2 separate regions of the Mus musculus genome follow, and region 1 is linked to region 2. A link is a contact called in ENCODE Hi-C or POLR2A ChIA-PET data. All regions are on one chromosome and are shown on one strand. The core of a region is the stretch at or near the end of the contact, and the rest is flanking DNA. Distances in the headings are between cores, read along the strand shown. Region 1 overlaps Gm39070 (a long non-coding RNA gene). Region 2 holds the start of Dkk3 (dickkopf WNT signaling pathway inhibitor 3).

Evidence for each region. Hi-C counts contacts between places; a loop is a spot of excess contacts on that map. ChIA-PET counts read pairs that join two places held with the same protein, here RNA polymerase II (POLR2A).
Region 1: POLR2A ChIA-PET joins it to region 2 with 30 read pairs in Patski. The contact joins the enhancer-like site here to the promoter of Dkk3 in region 2. A Hi-C loop is called at or near these places in 1 of 37 maps with a recorded cell type or tissue (left cerebral cortex). POLR2A ChIA-PET finds 5 or more read pairs at or near these places in 1 of 5 experiments (Patski).

Annotation. Positions count from the first base shown.
Region 1 is chr7:112,202,094-112,208,233 of GRCm38, reverse strand. Gm39070 (a long non-coding RNA gene) reads right to left here. Exons shown (of 3, transcript XR_001778349.2): 3 at 4,242-4,344. Among named protein-coding and RNA genes, the nearest start is that of Gm39070, 5.6 kb to the right of the region's middle. Within about 2 kb of position 4,098, at least 1 of the 3 ENCODE cell types and tissues checked has a DNase peak (open chromatin) inside an H3K27ac peak, as active enhancers do.
Region 2 is chr7:112,155,657-112,162,494 of GRCm38, reverse strand. Dkk3 (dickkopf WNT signaling pathway inhibitor 3) reads left to right here and starts at 3,364. Exons shown (of 8, transcript NM_015814.3): 1 at 3,364-3,529; 2 at 4,077-4,312. The coding sequence starts at 4,100.

The DNA.
Region 1 (6,140 bases), core at 2,849-5,348, 45 kb before region 2:
CACAGGCTCATATATTTGAATTCTTAGTCACTCTTTGACGTGACTAGAAGGATGAGGAGGTGTACAGCCTTGTTAGAAGAACTGTGTCACTGGGGATGGGCTGTGAGGTTTCAAAAGCCCATATCAACTCTCTCTGTCTCTGTCCCTGACCCCCAGCCCCCCAGTGACTAAAACACCATGAGTACTGAGACAGAAGCCTGTTTGCCTGACTGAGTTGCAGAAGGCTCGAGAGGCTATTCAGGTGCTGGCCTAAAGGGGAACTCTATCTGGAATTGGGCAACAACCACTGGCCTTGCCACAGCCCTGCTGGGGTCACTTGTGCTGGGGTCAACCTGGTGTATCACTGGTACGTGAGACTGGGAGAAGTAAATGACATAGCTGAAAACCTTCCAACGCTTGCAGATGGGCTTGGCTGGGGCTGGCAGGTAGACAACCTTCGTCCTCCTCACTAGACGAGGGTCAGGTATGAATCGTAACTGCACCCATTGATAGTCTGATTTTTCCCACTGTGGTTTTGGCAGAGGGCTTAGCGGACAGGATTGTATCCATTTGATTCTGAAAGTCAGGCAGCTGCACTTCCTCCCACCCACACCAAAGAGTCCTTCAAAGTTAGGGAATGTGTGGGTAGGAGCCATCCAGATAAAGAGGAGTAAAAGGTACGAGTTCACATATCCCAGGTGGCCATCTCTTCCATTCTGCCCTTGGTAGGCAATGCTCATCATGGTCCCTGCAGAACTTCATACCTCAGTTAATGCCACCAATGTAATCTCCCATAAGCCTAACCAGAGGCTAACCCAAGGCGATCTTATATTCTGGCAAGTTGATATTTAACATTATCACCCTAGGCAAGCACTCTGCCAACTGAGCTACCCCACCCAACCCCCAGCTGTATTTAAGTATCGCATCAGTCACTTATCTCATCACTGTGACAAAGTATCTGATGGAAGCAACTTAAGGAAGGAGGGGCTTTTTTTTTTTTTTGGCTCACAGTTTAAGGATATACAGTCTATCATGGTGGAGAAAGAGTGGCCCATGGTAACAGAATCGTGTGGCTGCTGCTTGGTACAGGGATCAAACTACAGGCCAGAGCAAAGGCTGAAACTGTATAACCCTCAAGGCTGTCTGTCCAGAGGTCTACCGCCTCCAGCTGGATCCGACCTCCCAAATCAATACTACCAGGGGAAGGACCATGCATTTGGACACGTGAGTCTGTAAGGGACGTTTCACATTCAGACTGCAATTAGTATAAAGTACTCAGCAGTGGGCGGTTTGTCACTCAGCAATGGAAAGAGCTGGAGCAGGAACAGACTCCTCCAAACACAGGCCCCAGAGAGGCCATCACTAATGATCCCGCGGGAGTCTAGTGACTGATGCTTCTGCAGACAGACAGCAGGTGAACTGGGGGTGGCTGGTCTGGTGTGGCCTCTCCAGAGACACCTCTGCTTTGTCCTCAGCAGGCCAGCCTAGAATTATTCTTCTGGCAGTAGCAGGAACGTGGGGTTTAGGGGAGGAGGGCAAGGAGGAGGAGGAAGAGGAGGAAGACACAAAGCTTCATAAGGCCCGCCTGGAGCTGGCCCCATCACTTCCACTAAACACTGTCTGAAGCAAATCCCCACGCCGGCTCCCATTCACTGGATAGGAAATGGCACCTGTCTCTCAGAAGAGGTGCTGCAAGAGCACACGGCAGAGGCTGAGGCTCCCGAGGAGAGGGAGAACTAAGTGAGCTCTGCGTGTTGTTCATCATGGAGCTCCGAGGCTGTTAAGCCGTTGGCAGGGGCTTGAGAGACATGAATCGTCCTTCTGTGTTGACTGACATTTCTAGACAATGCCAGTCCAGAAATAGTCACCGCTTTTCGCTATTTTAGCAATAATTTTTGTGTGGAGGAAGTAAAAGGACCATGAAAAAAGAGTTTTGGATGGCCAACCCCAAGGGTCAGGACTCTAGATCTGTGCACTCCAAACAGTGTTCTGTGGGCCCCCAGGGCATTGTAGGGAACGGGTGCTTTGTATAAACGCCAGGAAATGTGGGCTCCCACCGGATTCAGGATAGATCTATTTTCTGGTTTTCCTTTGAAGACAAGCTGTAATGCTTTGAAAAATAAAAGATTTGAAGTCCCGCAGACTAGGAAAAAAAACACACACACAAAAAGACAACAGTCTTACTAATGTCCACTCTAAGGGACCTTGTAACTCAGTGTCCTGGCGAGTATTATAACCCCAAGTTGCCCTTTATCCAAGGCCAATTCTCTTGACTTGCTCTCTACTCCATCACTGGATTCAGGCTGCTAGGATCACTGCAGCCTGGCTTATAGAGGAATCTGAAGCAATCAGAAGAGATTTTCTTAAAGTATCATCACCTCTACTTTGTGCTTCTCCGGGATCTTATTTTTTTCTTGTAACTGTGTCCAAATACTTAACAAGAATGCTGAACATCAAATGGGACATCTATATCAACCCAGCCCTACCCTGTCACCCACGCCCCAAGGCTCAGGGAACATCACAGAGGAGGATGGGGGGGGGAGCTCTGTTTTATGCTGCCATCTGGACGTGATATGGCGACTGTACTTGTGAACTTACATCTGCTGTCCTTACCTGCACAGGATCAAACCAGCCAGAGTTTCCCAGGTCCCGCGCCTTACTGAAGAGCTATTAGCAGTTGATAGTTGCAGTAGGCCTCTGGGCAGAGGGCCTGGAGGGTTAAATGAAGGTTTCTGTATGTGCTCTGCAGTTAGTGATACAAGGTACAAAGAGGCTGCCAGGTGTTCCTGTGACCATGGGCCAGATGTATGGTTTCCCGTGGTGATGGACTATATATCCTCAAACTGTGAGCCAAAACACCCACCCCCCACTTAAGTTGTCCCTCCCCCCCCCAGATATTTTGTCACAGTAATGTGAATCAATCTTCCTTAAGGATGTGGCCCCACTATACATAACTCACTATACTTAGTAGGTTATGACCAAAGACATGAAGTTGAGAAGGAATCTACTGGAAAAGGATATGGAAAGCCACTAAAGATCCACTTCCTCCTTCTAGACCATGGCCCCTATGGGCTCCACAGTCTCCCAAAACAGAGCCACCAGCTGGAGACCAGGTGCTCCAGCACATGAGCCTATGAGAAAATGTTTACATACAATCCGTAATAGCCCAAAGCAAGAGCCTTCACCCTCTTGAACTCCGAATCTCAGTCCTTCATGCATATCCTAGTATATCACGTCCCTGTGAATCTGGCTTATCCAGAACCACAGACAATCTTATTGGCAGTAAGCAGGGCTTGCTTGGTGGTCGGCTCCGGGAGCAGAGCTGGGTACACTCAGTGTGGCAGCTGCCTAGGAGGAAGGCTCACTTCCTGGATGATGCCTCAGCTTGCTTGGGAGCTGTATCTCCTCCTCCTCCCAGTGTGTTAATTCCATTTCTTCCCAAGTGAGTGTTTTTAGGACATGAGCTAATTATAGTGTCTCCTAAGTCTTTTGCAGTCTGTTTCCTGTTCAAGTACTGCATTAGTCACCAGCAAGAGTCCAACAAACTCCTGTCCCTGCCTGATCTCAGCCACTTGGAACAAGGGGACTCTGGAGAGACTAGGGACAGATCCCAATGGGGAGATAGGACGAGGGGGCTAGACACTGGCTGGGGGGGGGCAGCGGCACAAGGGAGAGTCTCCTGTGCCCCATCCTCTGTGGCCCTCTTGGTCCTGGAGTTTGCTCAGCTGCAGAGGCTGCACAGCATCTCCAGTCAGCTGCATAGTTTTGCTATTACTTGGTGACCTATTTGCATCTTTGCTGAGGATTTCCTCTCAGGCCATATACGGTGATTTCACTGCCTCACAAACGGAGGCTTCCTGCTGCAGCAGTGCTCAGGATCCTTCGCACATGTCCCATCCTTGCCTTTAATTTAGTTTGTGCAAAACAAACAAACAAACAAACAAACAAACAAACAAACAAGCAAGCAAACGCCTTCATACTCAGACCTTCCCATGCATGGCTGGTCCCAGGATCTAACCAGTTGCATTTGATGGGAACTCCCTGCCTCGCTGACTTTTGTGCTCACAGGCGCATGAGCAGCTCCTGCACCCAGGGAGGAAGAGGAGACTGGGCCAGGGTTTGACAAAGCTCCACCTCCAAGCCCTTTTGCTTTCCTGTGTCGTTGCTCCTGCTGTCTCTGGCCTGGAATGAATACCTTGGACCAGGTGTCAAGGTATCCATTGCCAAGACTCTCCATAAGGCCACTGTGTTGCTTTGGCTGTGACAAAATGCTTGACAAAAACAACTTGAAAGATGGGCCCGTTTATTTTCATTTTGGCTCACTCCATCATGATAGGGTGAGCCAGCTGGTCCAGCATGTTGCATCTGCAGTTAGGAAACAAAGAGAGATGAATAGCTGGGGTTCAGCTAGCTTTCCCCTTTTTGTGCAGTAGGATTGGTGCCATCTGACATCAGGGCGGGGCCTTCCCACCTCAGTTAACTGTATCTAGAAAAGCCCCTTACAGACGACACACCCAGGGGGTTGTCTCTTCAATTCTATGTTCTGGAAAGCTGACCATCAGTATTACCCATCACAGCCACCAACATCTTCTGGCCTCCTTGACTGTTTGACCCACCTTTAGCAATCCCTGGTGAAGGAGGGGAGAGCAGGGCTTCCAACCTGAGTCCTCCAGGGACAAAGGAGGGACAGGAAAGGGGAACGTTCTAGTTGAAAACCACATCTTCAGGTGGCCAGCATTCTAGAGACTAAACTCATTCGAAATTGGCTTTACCACTCCCCAGTCACCCCAAAAGGGGACTTGTCCCTTGAACAAAGCTTCTGGGAGCTGTGGAGATGGCTCATTCCACGCTGTCTCCCTTGGAACTTTGGCTTCTGATGCCAACCTCGGGTGGGCCAGGTAAGTCAGGGAGTATCTGATCTGTACCAGGAAGCTTTCTGGAAATGCATACTAAAAGCGAGCCTCTAAGAAGGTGCCCGAGCTCGCATCATCCTCTGTTCCCATTTGGAGCTGACATGCAATGGGTACCTTGAGGTAGACAGGATGGAAGAAAGTGGGTATGAGCCTCATTTGCCAGCCACTAGCTTGGGCTCAGACATCCCCGGGCTACTCCTGAGCCGTGGTGCATTCCAGCAATCTGGCCCAACTATTTTTATAGTCATTTGGTTTCCATCCTAAGAAATTTGTTACAGACCGTCTGCCCACAGAGCATACACGATTACATCCTGGGAAGGGCAATAGCCCAGAAGACGCCATCAGGGGTGGCTGAGTCAGGCTTAGTCAAAGATAAGCTTGCCTCTGCCAGGGCTGAGGACCAGGAGACCAAGTCCCAGGGGAATGGGATATTGGGGAGAAGGGGTGTGAGCACCCAGCACAAACTCTCTCTCCTTAGGGCTACAGTTGTAGGTCTTGAAACAAAGAGCATCTGAAAAAGATTACCTTCAGCTAAGCTCCTCTTTCTCTTCCTCCTTCCTCCCCTTCTCCTCTTCCGTCTTCCTCCTCCCTTCTCTCCCTCTTAAAAGAAAAACATCAACCCCCCCCCCAGCTCCTCTCCCACAGACACCCACCAGGCAGTAGGGCTGAGTTTCTTCTACAAACTTCTTTTTCAGCTACCCAACATAAGAGCAAAGAAGGATGGTAGAGATAACTCGGCCGGCCAGCTGTTCCTCTTGAACAGGGGGGGCCCTGAGAAGTATCCCCAAGACTGCTAGCCCATCCCCTCAGGTGACTCTCCAGACAATCCCCAGCCCCCATCAGCTCTGCAGCTGGGCAAAGGATCGCAAAGGCTCCTGGCAGACAATCATTTACCAGGGAGAATGCCCCATGGGAAAGGATTTCTTCTTGATTACATAGACTATCTCCCGCTCTGTTTTTCCAACAGTGACTCACCCAGGAGTCATCAAAGCTGCTGATGGGGACCATGCCTGTGCTCCTGCCTTAGCTTTGATCACGATTGCATAACTCAGAGCTCAGAAACTGGCTCTAGCTCTTCTGTTCATCCCAAAACCCAAGACAGAAAACGACAAGCCTGAGGGTGGCATTAGCATCAAAGCCTTTCACTTAAATGTACAGATGGGCATGGAAGTGTCAGTGAAAGCCCATAATACCAGCCCTCAGGAGGCAGAGGCTAGAGGACTGCTGCAAGTTCAAGGCTGCTTTCTT
Region 2 (6,838 bases), core at 2,115-4,614:
GACCTGACCAAGTTGATGAACTCTGGCTAGGTTCATCTCTGGGTTCCCAGGAAATGGCCATGAGTCACATTTTCCAGGAGTTTAAAAAGGCAAAATTCACAGTTCATCACACTTCCCATCGGGTCCAATCAGGAACAAGCATACATCCTGACGTATTTCCTGTCTGTGTACCTGCCGCCTTTATCCAATCAGGGGCAAGTGTACATCCTGATGTATTTTCTGTGCCTGTTCCTCCTATCCACATGCGATCAAGCACATCTGGTGCAGATGGGACAAACAAACATAGGACAAACAGGAGCTTATTCTAACTGTCTTAACTGCAAATATAACCCTTAACCTGCAAGGTATATTTTTCCTGTGTAGGTCTCCTGTTAACTTGAAAGGTGTATTGCTCTTGTTTCTGCTTTGATCTCACAGTTGCCATGCCTCCACTGCGTGAACCCTTATCCCCTGGATAAACTCTCTCTCTCTCTCTTCCTTAAGCTGCCTTTGGCCGTGGTGTTTATCATAGCGGCAGAGAAGTACCTAACACCTCCACTGCCCCTGATATCCCTTGCGTATTTAGATCTTGGACAAATTGCAAGTGTGGTTCAGAAGGTTTGTTTTGCCAAACATAACAGAACTGTGCAGATCTGCTCTCTCTCTCTGCTCCAGCCCCCACCCCTCATCCCTTCATCTCACAAAAGCCACCTAGGTAGGGACTCTTCTACCAGTCTCCAGAGTAACTGGGCTTTCTTTGCCCGAATCCAAGCTCTTCAGAGCCGAGCATGCCTGCACTGGGGTGGTGTCCATGGCTACAGCTTGCTCAGTGTCTCTGCTACCAGCCTGGGGCTATCTGCCAGACTGCTCAAAGCTAGGCAGGTAGAGACCTAATAATTGAGTCATGTATGGTTTCATTTCCTTTTTGTGATCGTTTTGTTTAATAACAAAACTATTTATCTGCACAACAGTTCTGCAAAGAATGTGATCACAAAATTGATATTTCCCCGTGTGAGAAAGCACAACCCTTCTGTTGCCGTTTAGGAAGAGCCTTTGTAATTTGGTCAGTAGTAGACCTAAGGTGGGAGTCAGGGCTCATCTGAGGAGATCCTCAGTATTTTACAGCCACATAGAGGGCTGGATAGCAAATTTGGCCTTTTGCAGTTTCTCACTCGATGCCGGATCTCTCTCTCTCTCTCTCTCTCTCTCTCTCTCTCTCTCTCTCTCCCTCTCTCTCTCTTTCTCTCTCTCTTTCCCCCCAGGTCAGCTTTCATCTCTGTTGGTGAGTGAACACTGATGCACAGTGACAGGCAGGACATCTAGAGCCTAAGTAGAAGGCTCCTTGCACAGGGTCAGCCATCTCCAGCAAGCTAACAAGCAACTGAGCAGGGCCTTCCAGACACCCAGGAGGGCAGAGCAAAGCATGCTGGGAGGGAGCTTTCCTTGGACTCTATGAGTCTCTACTTAGAGGCCTGCCAGTTGAGGAGTGGCTGGGTGTCCCATCTTGGCCAGAGGCAGGTCTACGTCACTGAGTGGTAGCCTGGCCTTTCTGAGTCTTCATTCCCATTCTCTGCCTACAGAACAGGACGGACATCTCGAATCAATGGCAAGCAGTTGCCTAGTAGGAAGAAGGCCTCAGGGATGCCTCCTCTCAGCGGCCACTGCTGTGGACTCAGGTGTATGGACATGACACAGCAGTCACCATCGCAGACACTTATTTTCTATGTTTTCCCAGGGAAATTGCTCATCTTCTGCTCCCAGACACCTCAGATACTTCCCAGCCGAAGTGTAGCAAAGGAGTATCGTGTTCAAAGGTAGTAGAAGCTCTGGAGGTGGCTTACTGGGTTCAAATCCCCATCTAACTCCTTGTTAGTTTGAGATCTTAAGGAAGGGTTCTTGTTTGAGACCAAAAGGCTTAAACCTTAAAAGGCTGCTGAGAATTCAATGAGTAAAACTTAATAAATAAATTAAATAAATAACTAATTAACTAACTAACTAACTAAATAAATAAATAAATAAATAAATGGATAATGCTTGTCACTATCCACGTCACCGTAGTGCTGTACCAGCAGCTATTGCTCTAACCACCCCACCCCACTTCGTTTCTCAGGGATCAGGTGTGTAGGCCTGGAGCCCTGCAGATACAACCAAGCTCCTGGTTCCTCGTGGGTGGCAGGGGAGGGGCTGGTGAAGAGACTCCAGTGAGTCTGTGACCTGTGCTAGCTACCCCAGAGGACAGATGAGGCATGTTCCAGTTTGGCTTTCTGTTGCTGTGATAAAGATCATGATTAAAAGCCACTCAGGGAGGAAAGGGTTCATTGCGTCTTACAGGTTTATACTCCAGCATCAAGGAAGCCAGGCCTGGAGCTCAGGACGTGAGGTAGAGCCAATGGAGGAAGGTCACTGTCTTTTGCTCTTCTGGCTTGCTCAGCCACTTTTCTTACACAGCCTTGGCTCAACTGCCTGTTGGTGGTATCACCCCTAGTGGCTGGGATCGCCTACATCAATTAGCAGTTAAGAAAATGCTGCAACGGACAGACCAAACCAATGGAGGCAGTTTCTCAGCTGAGGTGTTTTTTCCCCACGTGGCTCTAGTTTGTGTCAAGTTGACAAAAAATTAGCCAGCACAGGGAAGAAATGAGAAAAAGATCAGGAGATGCGGAGAGGGGGGAGGGGAGGGGAGGGGAGGGGAGGGGAGGGGAGGGGAGGGGAGAGAGAGATGTCAGGGAAACTGATGAGGAAGAATCAGGATAGATAAAGAAGTGGGAGAAGGGTTTTCGGAAACACTTTTTAAAAAAATTTTTAATTTAATTTAATTTTTTAGTACCCCTTTTCTAGGCACTGAAGAGATAACTGTCAATAGACCAGGTTGCTATCTCAGGTACACAGCCCATTTTCAAGCCCTGACCCCTCTTCATGAATCGTGCGTATTAAGTAGGAATTACATGTACAGCTGTAGCCTGCAGCATACATCAAGCTACGTTACAGACCATACTAGTTTGGCAGTACTGGGACTGTTGGTGTCCATCCTAGCTACTTTGCTATGTCGCCTGTCTAGGGACTTGCTGACATTCTGTTGACCCATTCTCATGGCCAAAAGTGGATTTTCCTGGCTGGGTACTGTCTAGACTACCTTGTAATGGCTGAGGGGCTGGGATTCCATCCCTTAGGACTGCGTCCAAGGCAGAGGCAGGCTTAGAGCTAGCAAGGTGAGACTCAAGAAGGCTGTAAAATGTAGTAGAAGCCTGGGCTATCGCGGAGGTAGGGGGCTGCCAGGAAGAGGATAGATTCCTGCAGACTGGCCCTCCCAGGATTTAGAGGCTGGAGTGAGCTGAGGTCGCAGACGGCCTGGAGAGCGATTGGCTGTGCGACCGCCCCTCCCGCCGGGCGGAGGCGTGGTGGACTGGGGGGGCGCAGGCTGCAGGCTTTCTGGATACAGGCGCTTTTGCATCCTAGCCGCACACAGTGCCTCTCCAGCTGCTCTGTGGCAGCCCAGCTACCGGTCGTGACCAGATCCAGCTTGCAGCTCAGCTTTGTTCATTCGAATTGGGTGAGCGGTGGTCATCGTCGTGGAGATAGCCCAGCTGGGTCTCCCTTAGTTAGAGATGGGGGGCTCCATGCATTTGCATCGCGATGGGAGGAGGATGAACTGGGAGGAGGGCTCTGCTGATCTCTGCTTGGGGCTAGGAGAGGCTTGAGCCTGTGTCAGGGTCCAAGAGATCCCAGTAATAGAATTGATGGGGAAATAGTAAAGGAAGGGACGGGACTCGAACCCGTAGTCCAGATAATGTCTCCTGATTCGGGCAAGTGGTCTGCTATTAAGAGTAGAAGACTTGAGTTCCTTGGTTCCGGAGCTGGGGTTTCCATAAGCGTGTCAAGTGGAGCTCTTCCTGGGTACTAGAACGGGGTTTGGGGGCTTAGAGTGCAGAGGGCACCCAGGCTGGAGAGGAGTAGTGGTCACCACTGTTTCCAGCAGGGATTGAGTCTGGGAGGGGGCTGGGTATCGCTCCATCTGGGGGCGGGCAGAGCAGCGGGGCGGGGCGGGACGGGCAAGAGGGGTGGTCCTGCAGTCTTTGATAGCTTTCCGGGACACACAGGCGGCGGCCAGCGCGGAACAAACATGCAGCGGCTCGGGGGTATTTTGCTGTGTACACTGCTGGCGGCGGCGGTCCCCACTGCTCCTGCTCCTTCCCCGACGGTCACTTGGACTCCGGCGGAGCCGGGCCCAGCTCTCAACTACCCTCAGGAGGAAGCTACGCTCAATGAGATGTTTCGAGAGGTGGAGGAGCTGATGGAAGACACTCAGCACAAACTGCGCAGTGCCGTGGAGGAGGTGGGTGCACCCTGAGGGCGCCTGGCTCTGAAAGTGCGAGAATGAGAAAGGGAGTGGGCCGGGGGCTTGGCGGGGGTGGGGTGGGGGGGATATTTCTAGCGATGGTTGCAGCACTGGCCAAAGACTTGGCTTTGTGCAGAGCTGGAAAAAAGGCCTGACAGCAGACGTGGAGTGCCCTGAGTGCAGCGCTGGGTGATTCTTACTCTCAGCCGGTTCTGTCTGCCTGCCGAAAGTCTGAATGCATCCCTGTCCAGCAAGGGAGGTTTGGTGGAATTCTTCCTAAGGAGCAGGAGCCACTGTGTCGCAGCTGGCTGTCCCCTGTTGGAGCTGAGCTGAGGTTGGGGCCACTCGGGTGTCTCAGCGCAATGGGTTTGCAGAGGCTGGGGCAGCTGCAGACAGCTTCAAGTTCCAACGTGTCCCTTGGGCATTGAGCCTGTACCATCTTCCCCAAGAAACAGTCAGGACGCTAGTCATGCGGAAAAGAATCTTGAGCTCTGCTGGCAATCTGTCTGGCTCCCTTAAATGTGTTGTGGGGCAGCGAAGGAGGACTAAAGTAAGTCCTAAGACCATGCCATAGTGAGTGGTCAGAAGGGAGGGCATGAGGGTGTTCACAGCAACCCTATTCACCTACACCCAGTGGGTTTTGGAGACCAAGGTTCAGATTCTCTGCCACTCAACAGTAGGTGGACCGTGGTCAATCATTTAGCAGCCCGACCTCAGTTTCCTGTGAGAATAGCCGAAGTCCCAAAAAGTTTGGCAGATGAGAGCCAAACTTTGGTTCCTCATCTTCCAGGGGCCAACACTTTGCATGGCACCCTGCTCTGTTTCCTAAAATGGCCTCCAACCATGTTGAAAGTGGCCTGAATCTTCTTGATCAGCATATTAGGCTAGCCGTCCTTGGCACCTAGTGAGATGGGGATTTGGATCTGAATGGAACTAGCTATTGCAGTGAACAGACAAGTGGGTTGGGTGTTTACCATCTCTATTGTGGTAACCACCTTAGGTAGTTCTAAATGTTGGCCACCGCCTGCTGGAATAGGTTGATTTCCCCTCAGCCTTTCGTCCTTTGGGTGTATTTTGCCTTCCATTCCCCAAGCCAGCCTGATGACTTTGCAGGGAACACTGGGTTGGGAGGCAGGGACACGAGCAGACCCCTGAATATCTACCAGCCAGGCCTGTAGGTTTTCTGAGCTTATGGAATGGTTTGTGTGTAACATAATTGAAGGAGGGCAGTCAGCCAGACCCCAGCAGCCCCCAACTCTGTAGCTGTAGATTGCACGGAGCTCCTGACCATTCTCGCTCAAGTCAGGGCTCCTGCTGTCCTTACCTGGGTTGTAGGACCCCCCCCCTCCCCCCCCCCCCCCCCCGTGCACATGGATTTCCAGGAACACTGACAACAGCACTTCCATGTTTTAGCTCACTGGGAAGTGCCCATCACAGTTGAGAAGGTTTATAGCAGGGCTCTCTGAGATCTGCGTCCAATGAGGACTGCTTGGTTTCTGTGGCCACAGTGCAGCTTAGGACCCCATCGGATCTTAGTGCCGCACTTTTCCCATGGAAATTTTTATCATGGCTCCACTGCTGCTCATCTGGATACATTTCTGCTTCAGTTGCGCAGATTGGCTGCAAACCAAAGACATTGATCGTCACATTTAACAAAGTCAGTGGCCTTTTCCCTAGATTGTCCTCATGGGCTGTGGCGATGGGAAAGGGGGCATTAGACAGTGGGGACCAACTGCCTTTCATTCAGTCCCAGCACTGCCATTAATTAGTGATGGGATTCAGGGTCCAGACTGGAGAAAATCTTTGACACACCTCTGGATCAAAGAGAAGATTCTAGAAAAGCAAATTACCTGGTCAAAAATTGGTATAAGAAAAGCAGGTAGATATAGACCAAGTGTCTTCCTCATGAGGTCATTATAATTAAGGACTGTTGGGTCTCAGGAAATAATGGCTATCATTATTGTCATAGTAACACTGGTGCTGTGGCCAGGGTTAGTAGTACTTACCTGTGTTGCAGCCCTTGGGAGGTTTGAGGTCAGCCTGGGCTACACAGTGAGACCCTCTATTACAAACCAAAAAAAAGAACAAAGGAAAACAAACAGTAGTAGCATGAGTAACACACTACTTACCAGCATGTGATAGATTCTCAGTGGAACCCACCTTTAAAATGCCGTGGGCTCTTGACTGCAGCTCAGCAGTAGAGCCTAGCATGCTCTGAATCTGAGTTTGACCCCCAGCACTGGAGCAGGGTGGGGAAAAAAGAGAAAAGAAAACTGCAAAGTTTTAAAAGTCAGACTTAAAGTAGTGTATGATTTTATGGGTTGTTGGCTAAAAAAATAACTTTTTTAAAAAATGATTTTTACTTTATTTATTTTTTAATTAGGTATTTTCTTCATTTACATTTCAAATGCTATATAACTTTTATTTGTTATTATTGTATATGTATGTATGTGCATGATGTGTGTGTCTGTGTGTGAATGTGGGTGTGTGTGTATGCATGTGCACATACCTGTGGGCCACAGT